Regions from separate parts of the Homo sapiens genome. Here all the other regions are linked to region 2. Evidence: chromatin contacts called from ENCODE Hi-C or POLR2A ChIA-PET data. All regions are on one chromosome and are shown on one strand. The core of a region is the stretch at or near the end of the contact, and the rest is flanking DNA. Distances in the headings are between cores, read along the strand shown.

What was found. Hi-C counts contacts between places; a loop is a spot of excess contacts on that map. ChIA-PET counts read pairs that join two places held with the same protein, here RNA polymerase II (POLR2A). Pooled maps may share reads with other maps.
Region 1: a pooled map shows a loop between it and region 2 (2.7-fold over the local background). The contact joins the enhancer-like site here to the promoter of LDHB in region 2. A Hi-C loop is called at or near these places in 5 of 50 pooled maps. POLR2A ChIA-PET finds 5 or more read pairs at or near these places in 9 of 52 experiments (A549, MCF 10A, PC-3 and 5 more).
Region 3: a loop to region 2 is called in a pooled map, with 5 times the contacts of the local background. The contact joins the promoter of KCNJ8 here to the promoter of LDHB in region 2. A Hi-C loop is called at or near these places in 4 of 50 pooled maps. POLR2A ChIA-PET finds 5 or more read pairs at or near these places in 5 of 52 experiments (Caco-2, HEK293T, OCI-LY7 and 1 more).

What each region holds. Positions count from the first base shown.
Region 1 is chr12:21,550,553-21,554,223 of GRCh38, forward strand. All of the region lies in intron 11 of GYS2 (glycogen synthase 2), which reads right to left. Among named protein-coding and RNA genes, the nearest start is that of SPX, 26 kb to the left of the region's middle. Within about 2 kb of position 1,492, at least 2 of the 41 ENCODE cell types and tissues checked have a DNase peak (open chromatin) inside an H3K27ac peak, as active enhancers do.
Region 2 is chr12:21,656,020-21,659,435 of GRCh38, forward strand. LDHB (lactate dehydrogenase B) reads right to left here and starts at 1,823. Exons shown (of 8, transcript NM_002300.8): 1 at 1,732-1,823. RefSeq lists enhancers at 1,375-1,464, 1,495-1,744, 1,722-2,250, 2,125-2,304.
Region 3 is chr12:21,773,388-21,776,940 of GRCh38, forward strand. It overlaps KCNJ8 (potassium inwardly rectifying channel subfamily J member 8), which reads right to left and starts at 1,319. Exons shown (of 3, transcript NM_004982.4): 1 at 1,159-1,319; 2 at 1-299. The coding sequence starts at 229. The region is part of intron 2 of KCNJ8-AS1 (KCNJ8 antisense RNA 1); the gene reads left to right. RefSeq lists enhancers at 1-675, 676-1,673 and silencers at 1-202, 1,516-1,733.

The DNA.
Region 1 (3,671 bases), core at 242-2,741, 110 kb before region 2:
GCACCCTCCCTGTTCTAGTGCAGATACCTACCTTATGTTGCCCACCAAATGGCTTTAGAACTGAATTGTTCTGGAAGGAAAAGGAAAGACAAAGAAAAAGGAGACAGGCCGGGTACCGTGGCTCACTGCTGTAATCCCAGCACTTTGGGAGGCTGAGGCAGGTAGATCACCTGAGGTCAGGAGTTCGAGACCAGCCTGGCCAACATGATGAAACCCCATCTCCACTAAAAATACAAAAATCAGCTGGGTGTGGTGGCATGCACCTGTAGTCCCAGCTACTCAGGAGGTTGGAGCAGGAGAATCGCCTTGAACCTGGGAGGCAGAGGTTGCAGTGAACGGAGATCGTGCCACTGCACTCCAGCCTGGGCGACAGAGCGAGACTCCATTTCAAAAACAGAGAAAGAGAGAAAGAAGACAAACTATTTTTACACAAGCACTCTACACTTTTCTTTTTTTTTTAATTTTTTTTTATTATACTTTAAGTTTTAGGGTACATGTGCACATTGTGCAGGTTAGTTACATACGTATACATGTGCCATGCTGGTGTGCTGCACCCACTAACTCGTTATCTAGCATTAGGTATATCTCCCAATGCTATCCCTCCCCCCTCCCCCCACCCCACAACAGTCCCCAGAGTGTGATGTTCCCCTTCCTGTGTCCATATGATCTCATTGTTCAATTCCCACCTATGAGTGAGAATAGACACTTTTCATGTTTATTCACGAAATAATAAGTATGCATTCTTCAGAAGAGATTACTTTGAAGAAAAACCCTAACTTGGGTATGTAACAATTATCATTATATTGTATAACATTTTATATACTATAAATATACATATTACCTCATTTAATCTTAGTGACCTTGTGCAATTGGTAAAGAAGATAAGACATAAAGAGGGCTGTTGAATTATCAATTTTAAATTGATTTTATCACTTTATAATCTTATCATATGCCAAGGATTAAAGTAAAAAAAAAAGTCTGAAGTCTTTGTTTTATTGGAGAGATTTACCCCTTGGATCCTCAAGGACATTACAAACATTAATTATATCTCAGCAGATCCATAAGTAAGAGATAAGTTAAACTTAAGAATAAAATGATATGCAAACCCCAGTACTTAAGAATTCAATCACAGAAATTAAAAAATGGCAAAGTAAAAGTGAATACAATATTTTCATTCATAGAACATGATTTGAGTTCCTATTATGTGCAAAGTAGCTCACTACAAAAAAAGACAAAAGACACAGATACTGTATCTGGGCAATCATCAAACTGGCAACCCGTTGTACTCTCTTGGCAAAGAACAAGAAAGGGGGATTTGAAAAGCATTGTGTCTACTTTAGCGTTTCCAAGCTTAGGAAAAGTTGCCCTCTCCAAAGCCCATTTTGGAACATGAAAACACCATGGTTCATTTGTTTTGCTCCCAGCCAAACAGAATGACAGCATAACTAAAATAAGAAAACAGCTGCTCTGGCTCTAAACCAGCCAATTGCAGAAGCCCAGGGATGAGGAAGGGATATTAGAGGTCAGCTGAAGGTTATAAAGAGGATTAAATGAGATCCTGTACAAAAATCGCCCAGGAAAGCTCCTGGCTCACAGCAGACCCTACCTAGATCAGTAGGAAAAACAAAACAAGAAACAGAGACAAAGGCTTGTCTGACTCTTTATTTATTCCAGGACAGAAGTAAGGTCTCAGGAAGTTAGTTTATTTTTACACCGTGGCAGCCCAGAGCTGAGACATGAAATCTTCAGCCTGGGCTTTCCTCACCACACTACGTAGCTAAGGCAAAATGATAAATAAATTCAAATTCAAAATGATCTGCAATGTTTGCTGAATCAAATATGACATTCATATCAAAAACTTATCAATGCACTCTGAGAGTTTAGAACCATTCTACACAGTTCTTTAAGCAGGTGATTAAATAGGCACTTAAATCAGCACAGGCCTAAGTTATTGCCAAATTTTTGAAGAATTGTTAATAAAATATAATACCTAATTCTGCATTGATGGGAGTTTCTCTCAGTGCTTTGAGTATGTAGCAAATGTCAGGAAGGTGCTGTACATTTATTTTGTGTGTGTGTCTGTGGCTGCCTTATGATAATAAATGAGCATCTCAAAATATTCATTTTAACTGTGTAGACATAAATTATGAGACAAACTTTCATCTCCACTCACCCTATGAAAGTCATGTGCTTTGATATCTCTGTGCCTTCTCCTCTACTTTTTTTCTCTGCCTGGTGAGTCCCCTTTCCTGTTATTTGCATGACAAATTCCAGATCATTAATCAAGATCTAGCTAACACGTCATCTCTTTTATAAAACGTCTTACCAAATCCTGCAGGAGAAGATAAATCCGCTTTCTTCACCTCTCACCAAACCCTATTCACATCTCTCCTAAAAATAATGAGTTCCCATCATGTGTCAGATTCTGGGCTAAGAACTAAAAGAAGCTAATACTTATTATGTATTTACTATGTGCCAAGCTGTTAAATGCAGCACCTATTTATGAATTCTTTTTGAGATGGGGTCCCACTCTGTCGCTCAGGCTAGAGTGCAGTGGCACATTCATAGGTCATTGCATCCTCAAACTCCTGGCCTCAAGTGATCCCCCCGCCTCAGTCTTCTGAGTAACTGGGATTACAGACAGGAGCCACTGCGCTTGGCCTATGTCTAATTTAATCCTTACAGTTCTATGAGTGTGGGGTTATTTTATGACCATTCACAGATGAGAAGACTGAAGTGCAGAGAGATTAAGTGAATTTACAAAATTGATAAGTGTCAGGGATTTAAATACAGTCTTCATGGACTTAGTCTGCTGCCTTCTTTATAGATCTGCCAACCCTGGAAATATAGCTCAGCTTTACTTCTAGAGATCTTAGCCCCAGGAATCTTGACTGACAGCACCAATTGCCTTCCCTCTGGATCTATTGCAGCAGCTGCTCCTAACTTACAGGACTGGCAGAAACTGGTACCAGTGTGAAGTCATTTCTGCCCAACAGGTGCCTTTAATGGGCAATTTTTGTTTGGGGAATCCCTATCCCTATTAATAGGAATCCATATTCAATTGCTCATAGAATCAGACACCTATCTGTCTGCCAATCTGAAACTATTCTGGTAAGTGGGAGGTACATATAAAGGTAAAACAGAATGGAAAGGTTGCTGAATACAGGAAAAAGTGGTATGTAGTAACATTAACACTAATATATTTAAAATAAGTTAACAGTAAACCAATTTATACACACATATAACACACACACACACACACATAAAATAGGCTTCTTTTGTATTAAGAAATGAAGCACTGTAAAATAGTTCTGAATTTGTGTTAGCTGTAGATTACACTATCGAAAACTATTTTTCCTATTTGTCTGTGTACATGTATATGTATGTATTCCTTTTTCTCTTCCATTAACTGAAAAGCCATGTTGAGTGGTCTTCGACCACTGCTTTTCCCCTGTGTGAGGCACAAGTGCTGCTGCTGTGTGTATATTTTTTGTATATTAGCCAATTTTTATTAATTCTTGTTTTTTTATTAAATACATTGACTTTCCTTTCTAGGAAGGAAAGAAGAATGGAAGGAAGGAAGGAAGCGAGGAAGGAAGGAAGAAGGAAGGAAGGAAGGAGGGAAGGAAAAAAGGAAGTGAGGAAGGAAGGAAGTGAGCAAGGAAGGAAGG
Region 2 (3,416 bases), core at 573-3,072:
TTTTATGTCGCATCTGAGGTCACCATACCTGTCTCAAACTGTACCAGAGCTTCCCAGTCTAGTTTTTAATTCTAATCTGCAATGGACTAAGCAATAAGTCTAGTCTATTAACTGTATACGTAAAGTAAGAGTTAGCAGGACTCAAAGTTGGAATAAAGCATCTGAATTTGGAGACAACTGTGTAACAACTATTTTATCTTATAGTTTTTTTTCCAAAAAATATTTCCTCCCATCTGTAAGGATAAATTAAAAGGAGATTCTTTCGCCTTTACAGATCACATTTACAGTTTCCTAGTGGACGTTAAAGAGAGAAGATGCAATGTTGTGCAAGTGCCTCCACAAATAGATGACCTTAAAATGAAATAAATTCAGACATGGCCTGCATTTTAAACAGGCTCAGAAGAAAGAATGCTGCATCTCTTTTTGAAGGACGACACACATGAATAGTTGTTCTGCACTTAAGTTTATTGTTGTTAGATGGTCTGTTTACGACCGTTTTGGTATACAGGGGGCCCAGGAAGCAGTGGAAAATGAAAATGAAGAAACAGTGGCTATATAAATACAGATTCGTTGTTCTGATAGACCTTTTAATTTAGAAAACTTCAGGAAGTACAATTTAAAGGCTCGAACCAGATTTTCTTTCAGATATTTCTGGAGAAAGTGCTTTTCTTCAATTTTTCCTTAAAAAGAGTTTTAAGAAATGAGAAGAAAATGGTCTGCATGATATACAGGCCTGTGCCAACATCAGAGTGCAGGCTGTAAGGAACAAGAACGACAAACGGTAAAAATCTCTGAGTCTTGGTCCCTTATGTCTCCTCACTGCTGTGGATATAAATCATTAGAAATAAAGGAGCGCCTTAATTTCAGGAACAAAGATCTTCTTTGCAGAATCTTTCTCACCGTAATCTTTTAAAAATTCAGGTTTTGCTTTTGAATTCCTCCCCTCCCCCCATTCCCCAGGCCCTTACTGCAGCTTGTACTGCTCGCGGTGCGCACAAACCATCTTTTCCTCAGGGCACCGGCAGCAAAGAACAGCAGATCACGAGGGCATGCAGAAGCTAGAGATCTCCCCGAGTAAGGTCTGTGGGGACAAGTCTAGGACTTCCTTACTCGGAGCACCCAAGGCTGGTAAAGTAAACGAAGCCCCTAAGCATCCAGAAAAGAGGCCCTGCAGGAAAGAACTGGCGCATGGCTCCTGGAAAGACCGTCAGAGCCGGGTAAAAATAAGTGCAGCGCCAAACGTGCTGGTCATCTAGGTGCCTTTCTCCTCATCCCAGCGAGTGCAAGGGCATTTCTCTATTACCGTGGCAATATATTCAAATATTCGAGGTAAAGATCGTCCAGCCTTCATAGGCCACCTGGTTCCGTCCCCCTCCCCCAGCTACTCGGGCACGTGTCCCGACTCCCGCCAGCAGGCCGTGGGGGTGATGTGGCCGCCATGAACCCACCAAGGACAAGTAGGGCCTGGTTTTAGCTGCAAATGCAACAAGTCTCTCCGCTGAGCCGCAGCTGCTACCCTCTGCCTTCTGCTCCTCCGCCAGGGCACGGCCCCCCCTGCGCCCCAAACTGAGCGGCAAAGTCAGGGCCCGCGGCCGGATGCTCAGAGCTAAAGGCCGCGGAGGACAGATGTGCTTCTTCCTCCTTCCCGCGTCTCCCCATACAAGTACTACCCCGCACGTCCCATCAGGCTTGCCTGTGGGCCAGGATTCAGGGTCCTGAGCCGAAACCTACCAGGAGAGAGAAGGCTCTGGAGACCTCTGTAACAGTCGTGCGGAGAAGACAAAGTCAGCTGCGTGCGTCTCCTCCGGCGCCGGCTCTGCAAGGAGGGAGGAGGGGGCGGGGCCCCACAACCACCGCAGCCTCTTAGGTTTCTCCATTGTGATTGGAAATCCGAGTACCGCCTACCCCTCCCCTCGGCTCGCTCAATCCCCTTCAAGGACAAGGGCTCAAGTATGCACACTCCCTCCCCCACCCTCCAGATGAGGAGGTCTCCTTCCAGAGGCTTCCGCTCTCAGCTGGTCTCACATCTCGCAGGCTCTTCAATGCGGAGGCCAAGTTATTTATAAAACTTGCCCATCCCCGACTCTTCTGGACTTTAACGCTCTTGTTCTATTAGATTTAGTACAAATAGAAATAAATTTCTTTCCTTCTTTTTTTTATTTTGAGACGGAGTCTCACTCTGTCGCCCAGGCTGGAGTGCAGTGGCGCGATCTCGGCTCACTGCAAGCTCCGCCTCCCGGGCTCACGACATTCTCCTGCCTCAGCCTCCCGAGTAGCTGGGACTACAGGCGCCCGCCACCTCGCCCGGCTAATTTTTTGTATTTTTAGTAGAGAGGGGGGTTTCACCGTGTTAGCCAGGATGGTCTCGATCTCCTGACCTCGTGATCCGCCCGCCTCGGCCTCCCAAAGTGCTGGGATTACAGGCCTGAGCCACCGCGCCCGGCCAGAAATAAATTTCTATGTTGCATTTCAGTTAAACTTTAAAGGACTTAAAAAAATACATCTGAATTTAGATCATCTCCGTTTTAAAGTTCATTTGATGAAAATGACTATTTTTTTCAACCTGTTTCAACAAACACGCAATGATTGCTTACTCGTTGCCTGACAAGACCAATGAGGCTTTGTCCCTGCCATCTGAAGTTCCCCTACAATTCCACCTGGTCTCAAGGTCAGGCTTTGCCCTCTAGGGGAAATGTGGGACCACTAAGTGAGATGCACTTTCTTTTTTAGTCCCTAATCGACTCCAAAGCTGGATGTTGTCATTCATTCTGTCTTCAACACTCAGCCAGTGCTTGGTACCTAAATATAGCATTGATGAATAAATGAATGAATGATAAATTGGAGGAATTCTGAAGAGTCTGGCTTCAGTTCTGTTTTCTTATAATTAAAATGCTTTCAAATATAGCCATCTCACAAACTTCCTGTATGTGAAGTGTTTTTTTTTGTAAATGCATATTTCTTGTATATGACCACTAATTCTATAATTATTGCTTCAGTTTATTCTCAGTGCCAAGCATTGGTAAAAAACATAAATATAAGATTATGCCCTTTGAGGTGTTCCTAGTCCATTGGAGACAGACAAGTAGGCAACCTATTTCAATTACAATAAGTGGCAATAGAAATTTGGTTAAAGTACAATAAAAATTCAGAGTAAAGAATCACTAAGAGAAGGGTTTGTTGAGAAGAATTCATAAGCCTCAAACTCTCCTAGCATAAATCATTCAGCTAGTGGGGACTTTGACTGAAGATACAGTCCAATTACAAATTAAAATGTGATGGTGAGGAAAAGAGCTTGGAGGATAATCTCAAAAGTATTACATTAACCCTAAATCCAAGTTTGAAGCAAGAATAGCCAAGTCAGCCTAGCAAGTTATCTAGAAGGTACCCTAGATTTCTTTTTCACTTACTTTGCAAGT
Region 3 (3,553 bases), core at 69-2,568, 120 kb after region 2:
TAAAGATGACCAGCGTGTGGCGCCATTTCAGGTCCACCAAGGTGGTGAAGATGTCCTGTAGAAAGCGTCCTTGCTCACGGATGTTCTTATGCGCCAGGTTGCAGGCCCCGCTCTTGGCGATGAAGCGGGCTTTGGGGAGGCGGTCTCGGATGCGCGGCTTGCGCAGGTTCTCTGCGGCGATGCGCGCCAGCACATACTCCTCCGGGATGATACTCTTTCTGGCCAACATCGTCCTGTCACCATAGCCAGCTTAGCCACCTCCCTCTCACCTGCCTCTCCGTCCCTGGACACCCGTCCTCCTGCACGAGGGAAACATTTATTAAAAACTTAAAAACCCACCCTATCCTCACCTCTTGGGTCCTTGTATTCAAGGATATGTCTGTACATGTGCGAGGTGACATGCAAAACCAAAAATGTGATTTTTACTAACCCAAACATGAATCTAGCTTGTGCTTGAGTTCTGGGATCTCAGAAAAATTACTTGGTTTTAATAAAAAGAACTGTTTCAATTTTTCTTATTCTGAGTACATATGGACATAGCCTTAGTTAAACAAAACCAGGAGCCTTCCGGTAAACAGCAGGCTCAAAGATAATTCTCTGCGATTAACCGCGTCTGTAAATTAGTGCAAGGCTACAGCACGTGGCGTCAGTCATGAAGATTAAGACCAGTTGGGTGCACGATCTACTTATTAAAGTACTTAGATGATGTAGCAATATTAAAAGTAAAGAGAGAAAATTCTTCCTCCGTTATTTTTAGAAGTAAGCAAAGGCCATGACTCCTTGCGCAGTCTAAATAACGTGTAATCTGACAAAATTATAATAAGTGGTGTGCTATAGAATTTATAAGTTATAAGAATTATTTTAAATGCGAAAGAAGTATGAGTTGCATCTAAAAAGAGTTAAAAAGGTTCCTGTGGAAATCATAATATTATAAATTGAAAACTTTTTTTTTTTTTTTTTTTTACAACGAAGGAATCAAATATACAAGGTGCGGGGGGGAAAAAACCCAAGACAACAGCCTGCGGGTTGCAGTAGGGAGTGTGCCCCGAAAAGTCCATCCATCACTGCAAGCCTCTGCGGTGTTTTGCATTTTAAATCATTTACGGGAACACGGACAGCCTCCCCCCTCCGCTCCCCCGGAGCAGCTTTGAAACTTACAGACTCCGGGTAGCGGGCGCGGCGGCTGGACCTCCTTGCACACGCCGGCGGGCCGCGGGCAGGTCCCTCGCTCTCCCATGCTGGCGCGCGGGACCAGGGGCCGCCCAGGCCGGAGGGACAAATTGGGGGCTGCGTGTCCTAAGGAGAAGAGTTAAAATAATAAAAGGTGCAACTGAATCTAAACGCAGGGAGGGCTAGAGGAAGGGGGATGGGTGTAGATCTTCCCCTCCCCCTGCTCAGCTCAACTCCCTTGGCCACTTCAGTGGAAGGAGGAGGGACTGGGGGGGCGGGGGCGGGGGGGCGATGCTCCACAAATCAGCCTCCCAGTTAGGGCTTTGACGCACGCCAGACCTCGGAAGCCGACGTTGTCGCGGAGTAGGGGGCGGGCGGGGAGGGGGCGAGCGCAAGTCCCCGGGAGGTAGGGAGCAGGCCAGAGGGAGGGACGACCCGGGGGAGGGCGGGACCTGCAGAGCCAGCTCCTTTCCAGTAGCCGCGACCCCCTGCCGCCAGCGTGACACACAAGTCTTTAAAAGGCTCTCTGCTCAGGGGAGAGAACTTTCTGACTCCAAGTTCACTGACGTAAGGAGATTTAATTTTAATTTTATTTTGTAATCTAGGTAGATAACTGGGCTACTTCATGATAACTGGGCTACTTCGGACTGAATAAAAGCAGAGAGGTCAGAAAATATTCTTCCAAAGCGTTCAAGCTGTGGGCACACACAATTATTTACATTAAATTTCCACCTGCTAGGAGAGATACAGGTGGAAGATGTTCTGAAACCCACTATAGTAAAGTATTTCTTCACCAGCCAAAGCCAGTTCTCAGGGAATTAAACACACACACACCTCAAAACAGCGACTGCCCCCCACCACCCCCGGCCCCTTAAGGAAAAGAAAGAAAAAAAGAAACCACTGACTGGCTCCCAATGAAGAAATTTTACCCCAAACAGGGACGGCCGTTAACACTTCAGCGCTGATAAGGCCAGGTCATTCGGTCCTCAGTAATTGGTTGCTTTCTGAAATGTTGCAGCTTCTTCCTCTGTCTAGATGGGTCTGAATGATAAAACAGCATTTGCGCACAAAAAAGGTTATACAATAAACATCTATAGCTTTTTGAAAAGGAGCCAGCGAAGACAAATGTGCTTTTTCCCACAGGTCAAGCCTCCTGATTTTGGCACTTGCGTTAATGGAAACTTTAATTCTTGGAAGTTCCACGTATTTTCCAAGACTCGAGCCGAAAGTGTATGGAGCATAAACAATGTATTCATTTAATTAGCCAAAGACCTAAAATTAGTCTTTAATGAAGGCAAATTAAGAACTTTTTTTTTCTCCTTGTGGTTAGATCTCCTTAACCCCTGTAAGCCCAGGATCCTAGTTTGTTAGTGGTAGTCCTCCTTTCTACTGTCATTAATTTTTGCAGTAATTTATGTAGTATAATAGTTTTACAAGTCTATGAAGAATCAGTTTGTATAGTCAATTCCCGCCATTGTTCTATTTTACCTTTGACTTTGTACACATTATTATTCATTATTTTAGCCTGGGGAACATTTACTGAACACCTTTGTAAGCTTTTTTTAGGTTTATGTGTCTAGAGATATATAAATATATGTCATAGTTGTTGCTTTTAAGAGGCAGACAGTTGTAGTAAGAGAGATATTCTCTAATACAAGCAGGGATGTGATTAGAATAGGAAAGGAAATTTTAAAATGTCATGGGAATTCAAATGAGAGATATTTAAGAGTAGGAGACTAAGGAAAAATCCATGGATTATTTGGCATCTGATCTAGGCTTTGTAAGCCTAGATATATTTAGGGTATACAGAAAAGCAGAGAAAAGACAGCCCACGTCAGCATTGATGAAGCCAAGTTGGCTACACAGCAGGATTGGACACTTGAGTTCAGTGCTCCCTGGGCAGGCGCTGTTACCACCTACTCTCAATACTTAATGAGATTTTCATGTACTCGTCACACCCATTCCCACCACTCCTGTACCCCCTCCCTTAAACTGGGGACTGCTAGAGGGCAAGGCTGTGACTTGTTCATCTTTGTAGCAAGGCCCTAGCACCATTTAAATTATAAATGGGCTCAAAAAATATTTTTGAATCAATGAATGAAAAATACAAAGTTGAAAAAGCATATTGGGGCCTTAAAAAATGCATAGACAGCCTTAAATGCTCAACAAAAGAAGCTGAGGAGTCCTCAGTATGTAGTGGTAAGCCATGGAAAGATTTTGATCAGAAAACTACACAATAAGAGCCTGTTTTAAGAGGATTGATCCAGAAGCAGAGAATATAATGGCTTTAAGGGTTGCATTTCTTGAGTATAGTCCCTCTGGGCTCCAAAATTCTGTAACTGGCAGAAGAGGGTGCTGGAAACTGTTACATTAATTAGAGAAG